Linked DNA regions of Homo sapiens: region 2 is linked to region 1. A link is an interaction called in ENCODE POLR2A ChIA-PET data of the cell type or tissue named here. Cell type or tissue: GM12878. All regions are shown on one strand.

The links. Peaks named below come from ENCODE experiments on the same cell type or tissue, not always from the same donor. Only the 100,000 strongest peaks of a DNase experiment are listed, where the experiment ranks them.
Region 2: POLR2A ChIA-PET joins it to region 1 with 13 read pairs; 7 of 35 experiments call an interaction of 5 or more read pairs at or near these places.

What each region holds. Positions count from the first base shown.
Region 1 is chr15:90,664,275-90,666,774 of GRCh38, reverse strand. The region is part of intron 2 of CRTC3-AS1 (CRTC3 antisense RNA 1); the gene reads left to right. LINC01585 (long intergenic non-protein coding RNA 1585) reads right to left here. Exons shown (of 3, transcript NR_120371.1): 3 at 1,821-2,420. Among named protein-coding and RNA genes, the nearest start is that of LINC01585, 5.3 kb to the right of the region's middle. RefSeq lists a silencer at 1,108-1,487 and enhancers at 1,668-1,927, 1,968-2,017. In GM12878, no CTCF peak of the experiment used is centred here; a DNase peak (open chromatin) is centred at 1,014; H3K4me3 peaks cover 1,889 bases; H3K27ac peaks cover 2,500 bases.
Region 2 is chr15:90,896,170-90,898,669 of GRCh38, reverse strand. No RefSeq gene overlaps it. Among named protein-coding and RNA genes, the nearest start is that of MAN2A2, 5.9 kb to the left of the region's middle. In GM12878, no CTCF peak of the experiment used is centred here; a DNase peak (open chromatin) is centred at 1,349; H3K27ac peaks cover 1,578 bases.

The sequences.
Region 1 (2,500 bases):
TCTTCTCCTTCCTCGTCTCCTTTTTTTTTTTCTAGACAGGGTCTCACTCTGTTGCCCAGTCTGGAGTGCAGTGGCACCATCTCGGCTCACTGCAACCTCCGCCTCCCAGGTTCAAGCAATTCTTCTGCCTCAGGTGCCACCATGCCCGGCAAATTTTTTTGTGTTTTTAGTTAAGACGGGGTTTCACCATGTTGGCCGGGCTGGTCTTGAACTCCTGACCTTAAGTGATTCGTCTACCTCAGCCTCCGAAAGTGCTGGGATAACAGGCATGAGCCATAGTGCCCAGACCCCCTTTTCTTCTTCACCTGGTGGAAGGGGCTCTTCTTTGCATCCACGAAATGCCAGGTGAGTCAGTCAGCAAACTGCTTGGGAATGATGGGAGCTAGGGCTGCTGTTTTGGGTCTGTTTTGCTCACTTATTTTTATCATTTTGAGGGGTTTCGGGGGTGAGGAGTAAGTGCTCCGCCCCCCACGCCCCACAAGGGATGGGAATTAGGCATGTCAGTCAGTATAACACAATTTTCTAAGTATGTCTCTTTGTTCAGACACCAGTATTTTTTTTTATTTTTTTTTATTTTTCTATCTCCAGTTATTAAGTCACTGCTGCTGTAGGAGTGCCACTTAAGTGCCTGGGTTTTTATTTTTGTCCCCAAGGTACAAAAAGTACTACCAGCCGCGCACAGTGGCTCACGCCTGTAATCTCATCACTTTGGGAGGCCAAGGCGGGAGGATCGCTTGAGCTCAGGAGCTCAAGACCAGCCTGAGCAACGTAGTGAGACCCCATCTTTACAAAAAGTTTAAAAATTAGCCGGGCGTGGTGGCGTGCGCCCGTAGTCCCACCTACTCGGAAGGATGGCTTCAGCCCGGAAGTTCGAGGCTGTGGTGAGCCGAGATCGCTCCACTGCACTCCAGCCTGGGCGACAAAGCGAGACCCTGTCTCAGAATAAGAATAAAAATAAAAGTACTGCCTACTTTCTGAACGCGCTCAGGCGGTGCCGCCTCAGGCGCTGTGGTGGGGCCGCGCACAGGCTGCCTGGGTGATCTCAGGAGGGCGAAGCCCCACGACGCAGGTTTGGGGCGGTCCTGTCCAACCCCCTGCGCATCCCGGGTGTCCAGAAACGCAGGCTGAACGCTGGAGCCCGGGGCGTCCTCGGTGCCGGAAGCGGCCGTGCGGCCGGAGCTCCGGGGAGGGACAGCCGGGCAGAGGAGCCGGGCTTTGGGGTCTCAGCCGTTTGCAGGGGTCCCCGGGCCCCCGTCCTTCCACGCGGAGGGCGTGAAGCGGCGGGGACGCGGCTGGGGAGCCCCCCCCGCGGCGGTGAGGACGCGGCGCCGCTCCCTTCCGGTGCTGCTCACCTGGAAGCCGGAGGCCGCTGGGGGTTTGGGGCGGCTGCACGCTCCGGGGTGGGGGGATGCGGGAGCCCGGTCAGGCCCAGCCGCCTTTCCCGGTGGTGAGGAGCGCTGTGCCGGGCTCCGGGGGTCTTACGCTTTCAGCTGCCGGGCCTGCCCCCGGCCACAACAAGGCCCTGACCCAGCTCTGTCGGGGGACGCTACCCGGCCCTGTCCCACTCCGGCCCAACGCTGTGATCCTAGGGTTCTCAGGCAACGGCCAGGCCGAGGGGCCTGCCATGTCCAGCTCGGGGCTGGGCTGTCACCGCCAAGTTAGATCCGGGCCAGCGCTGTGCTCGCGTTGCTTCACTCATTTGCTCACCCATGCATTGACTGACCGACTCCCCCACCAGGACCTAAGGGTCCGCTGCACCGGGCCAGGGGGCCCATCACCGTCAGCGGATTGATGAATTGCGCTCCCTTTTCAGGGCTCCGTTAGTTTTTGTTTTGTTTTATTTTTAAGACAATCTTGCTCTGTGGCCCAGGCTGGAGTGCAGTGGCGTGATCTTGGTTCGCTGAAGCCTCGACCTCCCAGGCTCAAGCGATCTCCCCGCCTAGGCCTCCAGGGTAGCTGGGACCACAGGCACGTGCCACCACACCTGGCTATTTTTCTGTTTGTTTTGTTTTGTATTGTTTTGTTTTGTTTTGTAGAGACAGGGTTTTGCCATGTTGCCCAGAATGGTCTCTAACTCCTGAGCTCAAGGGATCCTCCTGTCTGGGCCTCCCAAAGTGCTGGGATTACAGGCGTGAGCCACCACACCTGGCCTTTTTTTTTTTTTTTCTCTCAAAATCGCATCACACGCAGCACAGGGGTCCCTTAGTCTCTGCATTTCACCGAAGGTCGGAGATTTTCCTTGATTGTCTTTTCCCGTGGCCAACATCAGGGCTGGTGGCTTTAAGAGTCCTGGGGGACACTTTTCTCTTAAGGATCTGGTAGCTTTCACTCCATTGTCTCAGGCATTGACGGTTGCATGAGAAGTTCACGGTTGTCCTGATTATTAAGATCTTCGGAAATCATCTAAGTTTGAATTTTTTCTGCATGAAATTTGGGAGAAGTCTTTATTTATTTATTTATTTTTGAGACGGAGTTTCACTCTTGTTGCCCAGGCTGGAGT
Region 2 (2,500 bases), 230 kb before region 1:
CAATGAGTTTGTAATTTCAGGGGTATTTTTCAGTTCAATAGCCTCCTTTCATCCTCTTTTAATAGATTCCAACTCTGTTGACATTCTCTACATTTGCTTCTTTTTTGTCCATCTTCTTCTCTATTTGACATATTAACCAAGTTATTTAAAAATCTTTGCCAGTTCCAATGCCTGGATCACATGTGGGTCTGCTTTTATTTATTTTTTCTTTTATGTATTAGCCCCACATTTCTCCATTTTTTGCATGGTTTATGATTTTTAATTGTATGTCACATATTGGGTATAAAAGAAGGATAGGGGCTTCAAATCTTGTTATTCCCTACAGGAGCTAGTCACTTCGATGCAATTACGTACTGAACTGGGTTGGGGCAGTGTTGGAATTGCAGTAAAATTCAATCCCCTCCTGGTTGTCCTTGTTCCTTAGGAATGGCCCTCTTGGATTTTGGATTGAAAGCCTAGTCAGTCTCTGTCTCTCTCAGATCTTAAAGTTCTGCTCTTCAGAGATTTAAAGGGAGCTCTTTAGCTTCCCAACCCACACAGGCGCAAAACCTGGCAAATACCTTATGTTGGGGAGACCAGCTATTTGTTCACTCCAGGCCTCCTCTCTAAACACTGCAAGACTGTGGGACTTGCCTTCTCAGTCTCCTGCACTGCCTCAGAACTCAGCAAATGTCCCATGGGGAAAACACTCTGCATTTTGTGCTCCTCTAGGTCCTAATCCATAGCAAGTCCTTGCAACTACCAAAAACTGTTCCTTTCTCTCTTCCCCAGTAGAGTCTCTCTGCTTGGGCCAAGTCTGATCCTCATGTCCCAAATGGGCAAATGTTTCAGGGAAGAAAATAGCTGCCTATCACTAGTTCAACTCGGAAGGGCTCTTCCCTCCTTGAAATTTTAGTCCATTCAGTCTTTATTTCTGTGACCACTCTTCATTCTTTTTAAAAATAAGACATTTCGGCCAGGCGTGGTGGCTCATCCCTGTAATCCCAACACTTTGGGAGGCCGAGGTGGGCGGGTCACTTGAGGTCAGGAGTTTGAGACCAGCCTGACCAACATGTTGAAACCCCGTCTCTACTAAAATTACAAAAATTAGCCGCTCGTAGTGATGCGTGCCTGTAATCCCAGCTACTCAGGAGGCTGAGGCAGGAGAATCGCTTGAACCCGAGAGGCAGAGGTTGCAGTGAACTGAGATCGCGCCACTGCACTCCAGCCTGTGCAACAGCGCGAGACTCCATCTCAAAAAAAAAAAAAAAAGAAAAAAAAAGACATTTTCATCTTAGCTGTTTTTTCCCTAGCGGTTGCAATGGGAGTGGTGGCGTGCAGAGACCTACCATATCCTACCTAGCAGAAGTTTTTCAGTTCTGCTTTCTACCATTTCCATTGGAGGTATTATTTCACTTCCTAGTATTTTCATTTAATTACACGACAACACAACTTCCTTTTGTTTAAACAAGTTATATGGCTCACTCTCATCTCTTTCAAAATAGATTTTTGTTTGCTGTGTTTTGTTTTTTTGAGACATAGTTTTGTTCTTCGCTCTTGTTGCCCAGGCTGGAGTGCAATGGCGCGGTCTCTGCTCACTCCAACCTTCATCTCCCCGGTTCAAGGAATTCTCCCTTCTCAGCCTCCAGAGTAGCTGGGATTACAGGTGCACACCACCACGCCTGGCTAATTTTTTTTGTATTTTTAGCAGAGACGGAGTTTCACTATGTTGGCCAGACTGGTCTCGAGCTCCTGACCTCAGGTGATCCACCTGCCTCAGCCTTCCAAAGTGCTGGGATTATAGGTGTGAGCCACTGCACCCAGCTGATGTTAACTATTTCCTGAACTTTCTTGAGGGATGGCCATTTTACTTCAAGGTTTTCATTGCCCTGTTCTGTATTACAAATGTTTCCCACTTTGTTTTTTAGTTATGTTCATACTTCCTTATCTTCTCAAACTTCGCTTTTGGTGATGTTAATATTTCAGATGACTTTTTAGGTTTCACTGGGACTTAGGGGAGGAGGTGAAGGCTCCCCAGTCTGCCATCTTATTCCTCAATAAATTCATCTTGAGAAACAACTCCCTCAAAAGCATTTTCTTCCTCATCAGCCACATCAGTCTTCTTTGAGTGGAACTCTCTTCTCATCTCCTCCTGAATTTTATGCGAGTGTTATACGCATCCATAGTGTCAGCTACTCTCTAATATTCATAAGCCAATGATTCACACATCTATTGCCAGCCTTCATCTCCATCTGGGCTTCCAGACCTATTCATCTACATTTTAAATTAATTATTTATTATTTTTATTTACTTATTTTTGAGACAGGGCCTCGCTTTGTTGCCCAGGCTGGAATGCAGTGGTGTGATCACAGCTCACTGCAGCCTCGACCTCCGAGGCTCAATTGATCCTCCTACCTCAGCCTTCTGAGTAGCTGGGACTATAGGTGTGTGCCACCACGCCTGGCTAATTTTCTTGGTTTTTTGTTTTTTGTTTTTTGTTTTTGTAAAGATGGAGTTTTGC